2 separate regions of the Mus musculus genome follow, and region 2 is linked to region 1. The links are chromatin loops, found by intact Hi-C in ENCODE. Cell type or tissue: heart. All regions are shown on one strand.

What was found. Peaks named below come from ENCODE experiments on the same cell type or tissue, not always from the same donor. Only the 100,000 strongest peaks of a DNase experiment are listed, where the experiment ranks them.
Region 2: it touches region 1 in a loop (8-fold over the local background); 28 of 42 quality-filtered maps call a loop at or near these places.

What each region holds. Positions count from the first base shown.
Region 1 is chr2:180,575,031-180,583,030 of GRCm38, forward strand. Mrgbp (MRG/MORF4L binding protein) reads left to right here and starts at 6,192. Exons shown (of 6, transcript NM_028479.2): 1 at 6,192-6,507; 2 at 7,581-7,925. The coding sequence starts at 7,778. Gm30144 (a long non-coding RNA gene) reads right to left here and starts at 6,838. Exons shown (of 5, transcript XR_001783605.2): 1 at 5,806-6,838; 2 at 4,246-4,333; 3 at 3,051-3,826. In heart, CTCF peaks have their summits at 3,881 (motif pointing left), 4,084 and 7,606 (motif pointing right); DNase peaks (open chromatin) are centred at 6,166 and 7,711; H3K4me3 peaks cover 627 bases; H3K27ac peaks cover 368 bases; H3K27me3 peaks cover 1,527 bases.
Region 2 is chr2:180,468,951-180,476,950 of GRCm38, forward strand. It overlaps Slco4a1 (solute carrier organic anion transporter family, member 4a1), which reads left to right. Exons shown (of 12, transcript NM_001355218.1): 6 at 2,154-2,308; 7 at 3,104-3,299; 8 at 3,455-3,620; 9 at 3,711-3,883; 10 at 4,153-4,217; 11 at 4,564-4,712; 12 at 5,154-5,900. The coding sequence ends at 5,294. Among named protein-coding and RNA genes, the nearest start is that of Slco4a1, 17 kb to the left of the region's middle. In heart, CTCF peaks have their summits at 1,077 (motif pointing right), 3,952 (motif pointing right) and 4,298; a DNase peak (open chromatin) is centred at 981; H3K4me3 peaks cover 470 bases; H3K27me3 peaks cover 1,519 bases.

The sequences.
Region 1 (8,000 bases):
CGGTCTATTATTAAACAGCAACCCTGTTTAATAATATCTCCTAAGACCAAGCCTTATCCCCCACAGACACTCTTCCCTCTCCACTGTCTCAAGAGGAACCAAGAAGAAGGAACAACCGCTGGGGCTAGCCCTGGCAATAAAGCATCAAGGAGACCCTTCACTACTTATGGGTCAAGGTCCTAGACAATAGGACCACCTTATTCTGTATGAAAGAATCCTCCAGATCCTTGGATTGAATATGGAGGTTTCTTATACTCTGCCAGAATTGCCAACTGTCTCCAGCCAGGTTCCTCAGAGGAGACCAGAATGGAGGAAGGAGAGCCCACACTTGCTTTCTGTTAGAAAATGCATTTCAATCATACTCGAAAGATCTGCCTGGAAGTTTTACCCACCAAGGCTACCCTGAAATTTGTAATGTTTTCCTACCTTGATTTATGCATGAAGTTACCCGTTTGCTGCAGAGCTGACATGGGGCCCGTATCCCCATGTTACCAACTTACTTTTGATTTTGGGATTCCATTAGTTCTGAAGTGGGAGAGTGTTTCCACACCCAACACTGTTGCAATGAGGCAGTGGGATGCACCTCTCAGGATGAAAACCCTCAGCCACATGTTTGACACATTGAGTGTCAAACAATTTAGGAATAGGTCTGAAGTCTCAAGAAAACAACCATACAATCCTAAGTATTTCAGCAGAGCAAAGTGTTTTGCTTCTGCAGGAGGATGCATACCATGCTAAACCAACACGCAAGCACACCCTGTGGGTTCCAAGGTTTCTGTTTGTTTGTTTGTTTGATCCATAATACAAGGCATCCTATGCCTCACTCTGAATATTGAGAACTCAGCATCATATTCTTATTTGATTGGCTGATTGAAAACATTGTGGTTGCTAGGGAGAAATGAAATGAGCATATATTTTTATTTTGGGAAAATGCTTTACTTGGGAGGCATTCTTAACAAGTGGTGTGCTTGCAACTGTTGTTGAGGTGCGGAGTTAATTTACCAAAGCAGACCCGGCCTCCAAGTTCTTCCAGCATCTCTCTCTCAGTCCCTTACTGTTACAGGGCATGACTGGCATATCACACACACACACACACACACACACACACACACACACACACACACACACTATGCACAAAGACTCTCACCAGGTACCTAGAACTCACAGACACTCTCCTGCCTCTGCCTCCCAACTCCTGGGATAATAGGCATGCTCCTCTATATCCACTCCTCAAGTAGCATTTTCTGAGAGACTACATTGCCCTTCTCTCCGTGAGACATCCAAGTCCAGAAATTCATCTGATACATGAACTCCAGGAGTCAGATTTTTTTTCTACTTTTGGCTCTTGTATTTTCCCTGTGTTTCATATGGCCTCTTTCAGGTGACCAGACCTAGAGCCGTATGCACAGAGCCCTTCTGACCCCTCTAAGAGTTCCATGTCCTAGCGTTCAAAGAACTGGGTGAGCTCTGTCAACTTCTGTCTTCACACACCTAAGGCCACTGGTTCAGCAGCAGCTGTCATGCTGACTTCAAGTTCTTTAGGGACCGGTGGCCACTTTGCTCTCACCAGAACACTCATAATGCTTTTCTCCTATCTGAAATGTCAGCCTTTGGCCACAGTGCCACGTGGGGAGGCTGGCTGACATTTCCTCTCTTCAGGTTTGTCCTCGCTTCAGTGCACTTTGTATCTATCAAGGTAGCCTTTGACCCTCAGTTTTCAGATTTGCATAGCGGTTACAAAGCTGCAGTGTCCTAGGACTGCTTTAAGGGCTCTACTGGAGCAGAAGAAACTTTGTTTTACACTGTTTCTTTTTGTAAAAAGAAAGTTCCCTCTGCAAAGAGAAAACTGTTCTCTGTGTTGGTTCTGGGGCAAAAAATAGAGCTAGTCTCTGGAAGCTGGATTAGCAGGGACTATGTCGTGTGTGTGTGTGTGTGTGTGTGTGTGTGTGTGTGTGTGTGTGTGTGTAAGAGAGAGAGAGAGAGAGAGAGAGAAAGAGAGAGAGAGAGAGAGACAGAGAGACAGAGAATGTGTCAAGGCCATAGGACAGCATGAGGTTTAATTCCATTCAACTTGTTCTTGAAACGGTCTCTCGCTGGCCTGGAGCTCCACCCTCTACCACTTAGCCAAGGCTCCACCAGGAATTTGCCAGTTTCAACCTCTTCAGCACTGAGACTGCAGATGCACACCACAATTTATTTTAAAGGTTTATTTACTTTTACGTGCATTGGTGTTTTGCCTGCATGTGTATCTGTGTGAGGGTGCCAGATCCTCGGGAACTGCAGTTACAGATGGATGTGAGCTGCCATGTGGGTGCTGGCAATTGAACCCAGGTCCTCTAGAAGAGCAGTCAGTGCTCTTAACTGCTGAGTCATCTCTCCAGCCCCACATTTTAAAATGTAGATTCTAGGAACTAAACTCAGGTCTTCATGCTTGCCAGGCAACCACTGTTCTGACTGAACTATCTCAGAATGACTCCTTATGTCTGTAAAAAGAATTGCTTCTACAAAGAGAACACTCATTGTTACCTCCATTGGTCCACAGAGAGAGCAGAGCTGATCTCTGAAAGCTGGATTAATGGGCACCATGTTAATCCTTTTAAAGGTACCTTCAGCTTTTCTTGGTCGCATTGGAACTCCTTGAGACTGAAATTTTTAGTAACACAGGCATAGCCCCTATGGAGGGAGCAATAGTCACATTACTGTCCTCGAGAGCTCTGAAGTCATGATTGCCCAGGGCCCCAGGGATCTGAGCTGAGAATAATGGCTCTCTCCATCGCACAACAGGAAAGCCTTAATGTTACAGAGGAGAAGGCAGCCCTGTGGGCAGAGATGTTGCTGACATTTGGCTGAGTCATGAGTAATGTTCAAAGCCAACATCAATAAACACTCTAAGATCAAGAAACAGAAACCCCTAGACGACAAAAGGAAGGGTCTGAGTTCATGAACAGCTAGCTACCTGCATACTGTCCAGGGTCAAATCCCAAGCTACTAGCTCCAAACCAGCCAGACAAATCTTTCTATGCAGGCTCCTTCCAGGGAAGACTACTTACCTCACTCCCCATTGCCTTTGCTGTTCTATACCTCTCCATTCATAGGAAACTAACAGGGCTTCCTGGGGACAGAAAAAGGGGGAGTCATACAGGCAGAAAATGTGGAGGACAATTCTGGGCTCACCACTTCCACAGCAGAGAGCAGCTGATCATATTGTGAAACCTGCCTCCCTCACTCGGGATAGCAGATACCCAACATTCTCAGGTACCTCTTTCCCCATCTTCCAGAGGCCAATAGGGACATTGCTTTTAAGGTTTCTTTGTTGCGTGACATAATTGACAGATGCCACCACTGGCTTGTGAGCAGAGACACTCTTCCTCATCCCTCAGCTGGGTGGGTCAGGACCTGGGAAAAGCTGCTTGGCTTTCTAAATCACCCCTCCCCAGCTGGACAAAGGTTCTGCCAGTCAGGTGTGGTTGGTAATAACAAATGGCTATGACAGAGCAGTTGTTGTCACACATGAAGACAGCAGATAGACAGGGAGCTCTTATATTTCCCAAAACTAAAAAACAAAGATGGTTAACTTCAGCTGAGCCCCAGCTCCACCCCACATGACCTTCAGAACAATACTGCTGTGGGGTAGGATGTCTCAGGGTGCTCCTGGAAGCTGATCCTCTAAAGTAAGCACACTGAGCCAAAGCCGGGAAAGAAACACTTGCCTTCTGGGTATCAAGGCAATCCTTCATAGGCCCCCTCTGAAGAGCTGGATCCTATTAAAACGCTAAAGTGGCTCAGGAGTGCACCTTTCCTTGGGTCTTGTTGGTGGCTTTCAGAGCTGGAATAGAGGTTTGCAAAGAGTTGGTGAGCACTGCCCCCTACAGGCAAGACTTGGCAGCCTGGCTGCCGCAGGTCCTCCCCTGAAGGCCTTTGTAGGTCCAGTGAAGCCCTTAACTTTGGAAGACAACAAGCAGCTTTAAGGAGGATGGAAATAATTACCTAGGTCCTTTAATCACACCAACTTACCATAAACAAGAAGATAGAGGGGGTGGAGCTAAGCTATGTTATTCAGGACACAGGTGTCCTACTTAGCTGCAATCCCAGTAGGAAAAGACTGGGCCTGAGCTGGAAACTCAAGGGTCCTATCTGATGGCTGCTTAGTTCTAGGCTCCCTACTTCCAATGCTCCACAGCCCATAGGAGAGGACAGCGTAGCTGTTCTTAGTGTTCAGATGGTGTCCAGAGGATGACCCATTACCATCAGGTGAACACAGCAGAACAGGATCCACAGCAGGCTGACTCCAAAGTAGAGCTTGTCCTCTAGAGTCCTGGGTCTCCTGTATGTGCTAAGGGAACAAAATGGGGCCAGTCATGCTGTGGGAAATTTTACCACTTCAGTGATGCAGTCTGCAAAGAGACAATGTGACCAAAGGCAGATGGATGGCATCTGACCAGAGCCTTTACAAATGCTCCTCCCATTGAATCCAGTTCTTGTGACCAAGAGAGAAATGTTCCTTTGGGAATGGAGATAGGCTCCTTCTAGTTAACAGTGACCACCTCCTTCCAGAGACAACATCAGATCCTCAGACAAGCAATGCCATTTAGGAGGCTGGAGATGCACCTCAGTTGGTAGGGTTCTTCCCTGGCATGTATGAAGCCCTGGGTTCAATCCCCAGGATATATACCAGCAGATATCTGCTACCCTAGCACTTAGGAGGTAGAGGAATGGGGACTGAAGTTCAAGGTAATCTTTGGCCACAGAATGAGTTTGAGGCCAACCTGGGATACATAAGACCTTGAATAAGAAATAACAGTTGGTTGAGACCTAGACATGGTCTGGGGAATAGTTCACACTGGTCAAAGTAAACTAGACTGGTGTATAAACTATTAGGCTTGTATATTCATTAAATGAAGGAGAGCATTTCTATGGCCTTTATTTCTCACCTGAGCCCAGTCTGAACCCTTCACACTAGGATCAAGAATCCCAGCACTTGTATCTATCTTGTATAAAAGACTTAAGCAGCAGGAGTCGCAACAAATGAGAAAGGACTTGACCAGTTGGCTAGTAGATATATATCATTGTCTACTTTGTATCTGGGAAGTAAGGAGTCTTGCTACAAAGCTGATTATATCCTGGCCACCTGGAACCACCTGAAGACCTCACGGAGAAGACAAATCTGGGCAAACTTCACCAGCCATTTCTACAGAAAGTTGGTGGTGTGCCACACAGACACCTGCTCCAGACCAAAGAAATCCTTCTATCAGGTTTGAAGGAACCTCTCAGCTCCCAACAGGTGTGAATTCACTTTGAAGCTACGGGATCACACACATGATCATGGGCTAATGGTTTCTCTACAGCTCCTTGTTAGAGAGTGATAATCACAGGAGCGCTACAAAACGAACAAGCACAGCTTCCTCTTAATTCATGCTTTTGGACTAGAGAGCCTACATGTTCATGAAAATAAGAAGTTAGCGTGGGATAGTAGGCGGGGTCTTAGCTGCTGACCTTGATGCTCAGCTACTTCCTACTACCTAACAGAGAGTTCTGCAGAGACCTGCTGTGGCTTCGTGGAGAGAAAGAATGAAGTCATCCTTCTCTCCTAAACCATCCAACCTGTCTATAGGCATCAAGTCTATATTGCCAGTCACGCGTTCTGAAGTAACAGACGGATGTTTGCAAATGTCATGGCTGGTAGGATGTGGTCTGAGTACAGAGATCGCACAAACCAGAGAGGACCAGCTAGGATAGATGAGGTTGAGGGTTACATAGGGAAGCTCCCTGAAGAAGGACGCACTCCAAATTGAAGGAGTATCCTACCTGGTAGGGGTGAGACTAAGGTGGACCGGAACCAGAAGCAGTCAGCAGCAGAGTCTACCATGCCTTAGATATTCAGAGAATAACCAGGATATTATCAATCAGCTCCTGGGCACTTAATATGTGGCAGCTCTTAGGTTGGGAACTTGCTTTATGACATGTCCCAGATGGTAGATTATGCTTCACCCAGCCGTACAGTAACTAAGCCAAGTTCTGCATGCCAACCAAGCAGAGGCAAGGGCACCGCCCCTGTGAGATCATAACTCCCAGCTGCATCATATCCACATGATAGCAGTGACCCCACACCCCCTTATGAAGCTTTATTGGGCCACACCTCCCCTGTGGCATTGTGGGAACTTTTCCACCAGCTACGCTTTCACAGTGGGAAAGCTGAAGCCTGGCCACAGACTGCTGTCTGGCTCTGAGCTCTGAGCTGTCCCAGACAATGAGACAGGTCAGAGCCAGCACCCTCCATGGTTCCCTGCTGTGAGCATTGTCTGGTTACAGGCCTGAATGAGGGGCAAGTGGAGTGTCAGGACTGGATTCAAGGCTTGTGGCAGCCAGCAAGTGATCCTTATCAAGACCCAAGAGTTCAGAGCTACAGTGGCCCCATAGCACAAAGGAGAACAAAGGTTCTCAACATCTTAGTCTGAGAGGCATCAGTCAGAAAAGGGATTCTGATGCCTGGCAATGGCTGAGGAATGGGTAAGTAATGAAACCTGGATGGGTGGCAGGGTAGGACCCATGGCACAGCTGACTGGGGTGACTCAGGCCCAGAAGCAACCATGTTCTTAAGGCTGCTGTGCCCAGCCCTTGGCCCTATCCAATCCCATGTAGAGCTACTAACACCTGCCTGAAATTCTGACAGTCTGAGTTAATCATCCAACCACTTCTGGAGTGGATCCACTGTAGGGACAGAATGGAGGTACAGGTAGGTAGCAAGGCCGACAGGACCTGGATTTCTGTCTTCTGATGCCAAGGAAGCACTTAATTCTGGGACTGTCGTGCACTCAGGTCAGGGCTACTGAAAGATATACAGAGCTTCACTCCTACAAAATGTGATTGTTGGGCTTTAAATTTTTAAATTATTTATGGTGTGTGTGTGCAAGTGTGCATATACCATGGAATACATATAGAGGTTAGAATACAACTTTTTTTTTTTTTTTTACTTATTTTATTTATATGACTATGCTGTAGCTATCTTCAGACACACCAGAAGAGGGCATCAGAACCCATTACAGATGATTGTGAGCCACCATGTGGTTGCTGGGAATTGAACTCAGGACTTCTGGTAGAGCAGTCAGTGCTCTTAACCGCTGAGCCATGTCTCCAGCTCTAGAGTACAACTCCTAAGAATTGCTCCTCTCCTGCCAGCTCTAGGATCCAGGGGTGGAGTTCCAGTTATGGGCTGTGCACAAGGATCTCTATTAGATGGGCCATCTCACTAGCCCATGGGATGTTGTTGTTGTTATTGTTGTTGCTGCTGTTGTTGTTTAAACTATTTTTCTTAAACAGTTTTAGTGAGATGTAATTTACATATTGTACAATTTATCTCTGGCAAGGAGAGACACACCTTCACTTCTAGCTGAGTTCTTTTCCAAATTACCTAACCAGGTGAAGCCCAGATTTTTGGGCCGTGTGTGTCATGCTATGCAGACTTGGCTGACTCAGAACTCCTGCCTCTCTCTCCCGAGAGCTAGAATTACAGGAGTGTGTCACCACGCCCATCTGGTGCATTTTTAAAGCATAAGGTTTGTTCCCTCGCCTTCTCCGGACAGAGCCGTAGGCAGTAAAAGGTTCAACCACCAGGAGTCGCTGCTGCACCGGAAGCCAGTCTTCGCTGCGCCTGCGCGGACGCGGGCACGCGGCGTTCTCCAGCCCGGCGAGTGCGCGCCCTCCACACCAAGTGCGCCTGCGCGGAGCCTGTAGTATTTTCCCCCTTCTCGCGCCGGGCGCTCGTCAATCGCCGGCGGCCATGGGGGAGGCCGAGGTGGGCGGCACGGGCGCCCCAGGCGACAAGGGCCCAGGCGAGGCAGCCCCGAGCCCTGCTGAGGAGACGGTGGTGTGGAGCCCTGAGGTGGAAGTGTGCCTCTTCCACGCCATGCTGGGCCACAAGCCTGTCGGTGAGCGCCGCGCCGCGCACCGGCGTGGGGGTGGGGCGGGATAAACCGTCGGGCGGGCTGGCGGAGCCTGCGACC
Region 2 (8,000 bases), 110 kb before region 1:
AGCCCACAAATGCGTTCCTTCCTTAAGATCATGAAGGTCATGACAGTTCTCAGTGCAAACTCAAGAATCTCAGCCTTCACTGGGGTTAGGTAATATGTGGAACGTGTCCACACGGCGAAGCTACCCTTGTCCTCAACCACCACAGCCTGAAGCTAAGCAAGCCTAGGCAATCCCTTGGGAGTGAACCAGCCTGTACCTGGTTATCCCATGCCAGACATAGGCACAGAACCAGCAGGGGAGGCGCTCTGACAGGCCAGCATCCTGAGCCTGGAGGTCCCTGTTGGGGGTCACGGTTCCTTCACACCCACTTTCCCCAGTCAGAACACAATTGACTGGAAAGACTTTTCAACCCTCAGGTCAAGAAGTAAAATTTAAAAGAATTGAGTGTACCCTACCTCAGAAGGGATCCTGTGTGTCTCTCACTAGGACTGGTCTGACCGCTCAGTGACCCTGGTTCATTGTCTAGGAAGCGGTAGGTTCTTGCCAGTCTGCACGCTGTCATGGACCCTGCTGATGGTGGGGCTCTGACTAATCCTGGCTTCTCTTCAGAGCATGGTATATTTTGGCCCATATCCTCCCTATGCAGAGCTGGAGTGTGGAGCTGTGTGCTGCTGCCTCCACTGGTACTCAGAACTATCGTGCCCTAGATCTTAGATTTGGTGAAGAGAATGAGTCTTATGGGGGTAAGGATGTGGAGTGGCCACTCACAGGAGGCAGGAGCAGGCACCATAAGCCTTGACACACCCACCCCTAAGACCCAATCCTCCTCCCAGGCTTCTGGAAATGCTTTAGTGTGCAGAAGCCAGCATAGTTACTGCACCATGAGCTGACTTCAAGGGATGAATGCCCTGGCCCCGTGTGACCTGCGACTTGGGATAGATGACCGTAGGGGACAATGATCCGCTGTGACCTCCAGGCTTAAGGTGGCAGCTGTCCAAGAAGGACTAAGTTCAGGCTCTGCTCCCAAGAGCTCTAATAGCTCATGATCAGCCTCACAGTTGGCACACAGTCCTCACTCACCCCAGGAAACCTGGAGCCCGACTCCCAGCCAGCAGGGAAGCTGCAGCCTGACTCCAGGCCAGCAGGAGGCAGAGCCTTCAGAATCGCCCGCCTGTCAGATGGGTGTGCTGTCACACCCTGGTCACTCTGCCTTGCGGAAGGCACTTCAGTCACCACCTCACCGTGTGGCTGATGTCTTTGACATTCCAGACAGAGTGGCAAATGGAGGGAAAGAGCCCTGCGTGGGAACCCAGCTCTGACAGTGCTGGGACCTTGGATTCTTAGGACTCCAGGCCAGAGTCACTGTGGGATTAACAGACTGTATCTGACCACCAAGCCTATTACCACTCCTACAGCCACCATCCCCTAAGTACAAGCCAAGAGAAAGGGAGCAAGCCAGACCGACTCAGGACTCCTTGAAGGTGGCCCCTGTTTCCAAACCCAGAAGATGCCTGCCTCTTCTCTCTATAGCTTGTGCTTGGCAACCTGTACCTCTCTTGGTGACTCCTACCCAGTCTAGGTCCCTATACCTTGGTGACCTCTTACCCCTTGGTGACCCCTGCCCCTTGGTGGCCCATCTTTTGGTGAGCCCCATCCCATTAGAGACCTCAGCCCCTTGGTGAGTCCTACCTCCTAGAGACCCCATTCTTTTGATGGCCTAGCTCCTGGGTGAGTATGAGTCTTATGGGGGCCTACCCCCCCAGTCCCTTAGTAGCACCCTTCCTAGCCCTGTCCAGCCCTGAACTTGGTGGTCACCATCTCTCTACCCCTTACTCAGACACTTCTGCTATTTTGTCCCGTCCCAGTGCCTACCAGATGCAATTACTATCTTCATCCATTCATGGTCTATCCATGTCCGCACACTGAAACTGGAAATCGGCCACAGCAGTGACATAGTCTGTGTAATTGGTTTTAATAGCTTTGTGGACAGGGTACCAAAGGTTTACAGTGGGGCCATTAATTCACTACCTGCCAAGCCCAGCTTCTCACCCACTCTGGGTGTCTCTGGGCTAGATGGGGGTACCACTTCACTGCCCTCTCAAACCCAGTGCCTTTCCTGTGTGGGTGGCCTCAGGAACGGCAGGTTCCTTGCATGCAGTCTGGCGCATGCTGACCCTTCTCCCTTTTTCTGGTCTCTCTTCCCTTTACCCCAGCTCCATCTGGCTCCTTCTAAGAAACCCCACGTTCATCCTGCTCTGCCTGGCAGGGGCCACTGAAGCCACACTCATTGCCGGCATGTCCACATTCGGTCCCAAGTTCTTCGAGGCCCAGTTCAGCTTGAGTGCCTCCGAGGCTGCCACCCTGTTCGGTAAGGAGACCCTGAGCATTGGAGCGCTCTTCAGGGACAGGTGGAGCTCCTGCAAGTACTAACCTCAGCCTTCAAACTCCAAGTGGACAGTGCTCCAAGACGGAAGGGAAGGCCAACTCCTGCATGCAAGCCACTTTACCTACCACTCCTTACAGAAAGGGTTTGGGCCAGGCTGTCCCCATGGGCCATGCAGTTGGTGCCCCAGAGTCTTAGGGATCTAAGTTTGAGTCACCGTACCTGCCTGACAGAGCTCTGTGCCAGGCTGGCTTGCAGGGACCATCTAGAGTCCTTACTCTACAGATCATGGCTTCCCTAAGCTGAGGGCAGGGTACATCCTTGATGAGAGAGGTACACCTCTGCCTGGAGATGCCCCCATGCCCTCAGTGGTCAGTGCTGAGATCAGCCTAGGGCACTGACCAGTATGGATAGAAGCCATCAGATGCAGCCCACCTTGCAGGTCTTGTCTGGGTAGTGAGAGGGTATCATATTGGTGACTCCACTCTCTCCAGACACATCCTTATCTGGCCCAGATGCCCACACCTGATAGCTCCCTTCCATTCTTTGCACTTTCCTATGCTGACACCCTCACCCCATGTACACCCACCCTATGCCTTTTTCACTGGGCTCTGGGCTTCCAGGTCCACTGCACAGAGAGAACCCACCCTACTCCTACAGCTATCCCTGAGCAGAGATGGGCAGGGATGATTCTTTCCATTCCTCAGTGTCCGCACTAATGCAGCAGAAATGACAGGATCAGGGGGTTTTTGGCCCTCACTAAGTGAGTTTCTTCTTCAGGATACCTGGTGGTGCCAGCAGGCGGTGGTGGTACACTCCTAGGTGGCTTCCTGGTAAACAAGTTCAAGCTCCGTGGCTCTGGGATCATCAGGTTCTGTCTATTCTGCACCTTGACCAGCCTACTAGCCTTCTTTGTCTTCCTCATGCACTGCCCCAATGTGCACATGGCAGGTGTGACCACCGGCTACGTTGGGAGGTGAGCCTAGTAGAGACCCTACACGTGGGGGCCCTGCGTTCCTGAGGAGGGCTGGCACCGTTGGGGAGGGGGTGAAGGTCACTGTAACATGTGTAGGGAAGTCTACCAGGAAGCCTGAACACCTGCTAACATACCGCCTGATGCCGGTTCTGTAGCCTCCTGCCTAAAGGACAGCTGGACCTAAAGGCAGCTTGCAACGCCATCTACTGTTGCCAGCCGAAGCACTACAGCCCCCTGTGTGGCTCAGATGGCACCATGTACTACTCTCCCTGCTACGCAGGCTGCCCTGCTGATGCCGAGACAGACCTGGGTGGCCAGAAGGTGAGTGTGGCCACGCCCACATCCCCCTCTCTGGCCGGGACCCGGAAACTTCTGCCTTTGTGTGATCAGCACTGTTGTTGGGCTCCCCAGGTATACCGAGGCTGTAGCTGTATCCTTGAGAAGGCTTCCTCTGGCTGGGGCAATGCTACCGCAGGGAAGTGCGCTTCCACCTGTCAGAGCAAGCCCTTCCTTCTGGTTCTCGTGTTCGTTGTAATTATCTTTACATTCCTCAGCAGCATTCCAGCGCTAACTGCTACTCTACGGTAAGAAGCTCTCTCACCGCATTTTCTTTTGCAGTACCAGCAGGTGGCGCTCTACAGATGCTGCTGGGCCCTCGGGTAGCTGCAGGCCCTGGAAATGGGCCTCATTCTAGTGGCATCGGAGTTGACTGTCTCTGGTCCCCAAAGAGGTGCTTGGCACCTAGGGAGGTGGTGATGTGGCCTTGAACTTGCCCAGGACTCTTGCTGGTGTATGGGGTATGAGGTGCACAGCCAAGCTTCCATGGGCTCTGATAGCGCAATTTTTATTGCAGGTGTGTCAGTGATCGGCAAAGATCCTTTGCCCTGGGGATCCAGTGGATCGTCGTAAGAACACTAGGTACTGCGTGGGGGTGAGGAAGCCGTGTACACTTGTGCAGTGCTTCAGGCATAAGGAACCAAGCATGAGGCTATGGGCCACACTGAGAAGGGCTTTTTCCCTAACTGCCCACTAGAGGGACACATTGTCCTTCTATATACCCTGTAGGTTTCTTAGCCTCAACATAAAAAGGCCCTCCTGAGAAACCATGGTGCGCCTACCCAATGCCAGTTCTGCAAAAAGGGAGTTAAGTCTCCCCTTTGCCCCTGGAACCACAAATGGACAAAGTGGCCTTGCAAGGGTCTTCCCCGATGACCTATCCTTTCTTCACCCACTAGGATATTAAGTGAACTCTCTCCTTTGGCAGGCAGTATTCCGGGGCCCATTGCCTTTGGCTGGGTGATTGACAAGGCCTGCCTGCTGTGGCAAGACCAGTGTGGTCATCAGGGCTCCTGCTTCGTGTATGAGAATGAAGCCATGAGCCGGTACATGCTCATCGCAGGGCTCACTTTCAAGGTGAGATGGCTCCTCTGGCGTCTGCCTCCACCTCTGCCCTCCCCCCCCCCCCCGCCTCCCCACCATGCTCCTACCTTGCCTTATATAAAGGCTCGGCCACGGGGTTAGGGCCACCCTGAATCCAGGAGACTTCATCTTGAGGTCCTTCCTCAGCCCTACAGAGACTGTGTTGTTAGCGGTTTCTAAGGACAAGGGTGGTACATGCCTTTTAGGGGACCCTGTCTAGTCCGTACCAGGTCTTTCCACCTTCCCTTGGCTCCTACTTTTAACCAAAGGTGGTTCTCATTCTTTAAGTGAAGCACTGGTGTCTCATGCGGGGCTGATCATACAGAAAGGCGTGTCTTTGTTCCAGAAAGAGTAAGGCAGAGTATTACACCGGCACTCACAGCTGGGCAGAATCCCCAGGCTGGCCAGGACCAACGTCTCCTCCTGTCTCCCCAGGTGTTGGGCTTCCTCTTCTTCGTCGCCGCCTACTTTCTCTACAAGTCCCCTTCCGTGTCCTCAGATGGTCTAGAGGCCTCCCTGCCCAGCCAGTCCTCGGCCTCTGACAGTCCCACAGAACAGCTCCAGAGCAACGTGTGACAGCGCTGGCCTCTCCACATTTCCTGAGGACTCTTCCTGGAAACCCTGACCCACCCCCACAGGGCGGTAACACTGAGGACCTTGCAAAACCTCACACTGTGTTCTGGGGTCTCGCACTGCCCCACACTGTGACTGAGCAGCCTCTGAGGCGTTAAGGAGGAAGTCACGTGTGTCATAGGGGTCACATATGAACCAGACACATTCCCCAAGCCCTGGAGTCTGAAAGGGGGTCACTACATTTCATAGACCATCACCTGATCCTGATTTCCTGTGTCTACTGAGAAGCCCCATGCAGGGCAGCAGTGCCCTGGGAATGATCCTGTGGAGCCAGCTATTGGGTAATTTGCTTGAATCTGCTTACTGCCTGTCCTGGAAGCCCGGTGGCCTCCATGCGGGGCAGCAGCGACTTGAATCGTTATGTCCAGACGTATATTTTGCACTGAATGGTGTTTATGGAATCAGTTTTGTACTTGATCATGTGACTCATGTCCAAGCAAACTGCACTGAGGATTTGATCCCATCTGAGGTGCCACGCAGCTTGTGTGGACAGTGTGTTTCTATGTTTTTGGTTAGAGTGTGTACATAATATATTTTAATATTTAAACCAATGATCCTTGTGTGATGTTTTATGTCTAAGCGTCTGATTTGGCAGGTCTGTCTGCCCACATTTGGTATAGGTTTCCATAGCAATAGGGTGTCTCAGGTATTGGCTGGAGTCACAACACTCCTGGGGCTTGGGGTGGGCATCCCCACTGCCTTTGTGACCAGAAGCAAGACAATAATAGTACAGGCTCCCACTCACTGGCCCCAAGTAGACAGGCCTTAACCAGACCTCTAAACCTCCCCTACTTTCTGAATGACTCAGACCCTATCAGCAAACCTTGAGGCTGGGTAGCCAGACACTTCTTTCAGTAAGGTATGAGCTGTGTATGTGACCATATGTATACTGTGCAGATGCAAGTGTATTCGGCGTGAGGGTGTAAGTATAAAATTGAGAGACTTGCACACACTCAAGCACACAGGCACATAGAGATGGCCTCCTCTGCCGGCAACCCAACTCCAGAGAAATGAAGGATGCAGGGCCTCTCTCTGTCCCACCTCATAGCCAAGTCCCTCACCTCTACTGAGAAAATGCCGGGCTGGAGAGATGGCTCAGTGGTTAAGAGCACCGACTGCTCTTCTGAAGGTCCTGAGTTCAAATCCCAGCAACCACATGGTGGCTCACAACCACCCATAATGAGATCTGACGCCCTCTCCTGGTGCATCTGAAGACAGCTACAGTGTACTCACATATAATAAAATAAAATAAATCTAAAAAAAAAAAAAAGAAAGAAAGAAAGAAAGAAAGAAAGAAAGAAAGAAAGAAAGAAAGAAAGAAAGAAAGAAAGAAAGAAAGAAAGAAAGAAAGAAAATGCCAATGTGTTGTTTGGGATCTCACAAGCCTGTGTGTTGAGGGGGTTAATAGGAGATGTGTGTATAAATTCATGCATATAGAGGTCAGAGGACAGCCTCCATATCATTCCCCAAGCCCCATCCACCTTGTTTTTTGAGACAAGGTCTCTCACTGGTCAAAGTAGACTAGGCTGTCTGCCCTAGGGGTCTACCTCGCTTCTTTCCCTAGCACAAGGATTGTGAGTGTGTGCTGTCACGGCTGGCTTTTCACACCAGTGCTGGCTGGGGATTGACCTCATGTCTTCATATCTTCACTGCAGGCACCTTCTCTACTAAGCTGTCCCCACTAGCCCATGAGCATCACCCTCCGCTGTGACCAGGACCATCGTACCTCTTATCACAAGTAGACAATGCAGGTCACAGCACCTAAGGGCCAGAGCTCAGGCTGTCTCAGAGTTCCTGTCTGGAGAAGTAATGGGCCCTTCAGGAGAACACAAGGTGTCTTAGGGGATTATGGCTGTGAACAGATCCCATGACCAAGGCAAGTCTTATAAAGAACAACATTTAATTGGGGCTGGCTGACAGGTTCAGAGGTTCAGTCCATTATCATCAAGGCAGGAGCATGGCAGCTTCCAGGCAGGCATGGTGCAGGAGGAACTGAGAGGTCTACATCTTCATCTGAAGGCTGCTAGCAGAATACTAACTTCTAGACAGCTAGGATGAGGTTCTTACAGCCCACACTCACAGTGTCACACATACTCCAACAAGACCATACCTTCTAATAGTGCCACTCCCTGGGCTGAGCATATACAAACCATCACACAAGGCAACGCCCTATTACAGAGAGCAACACAGACACTCCGACACTCCACTGCAGAGTGAAATGCAGAACACATGTCCCCTCTCTCAGAAAGGCTGGCTGTTGCTCATATAGGCTGTGTCCAGCGGTTTGCCTGGTACTCATGCTGGGGTCTGAACACTGCTCCTGACCACATTTCACACCTGACATCCTCGTGTGCCCCACAGAGTGGCTGACAGAGTCCACGGCAGCCTTTTCTGACTATACCTGGACACCTCATTCTGTTTTCTGGACACCTTGATATCGTCTTCACCTTTTTAGCTGAGACACTGATACTCAGTTGACCCCACCTAGAGAAGCAACATTAGAGAAACTCCATCAGATGGCTGGCTGGCCCTTCCATGACACACAAGCTAAGATGCTCACTCCTTTTTGAAGATTTCACAGTTTAAGTGGGTGTCTTAGTTAGGGCTTTACTGCTGTAAATAGATACATGACCAAGGCAACTCTTATAA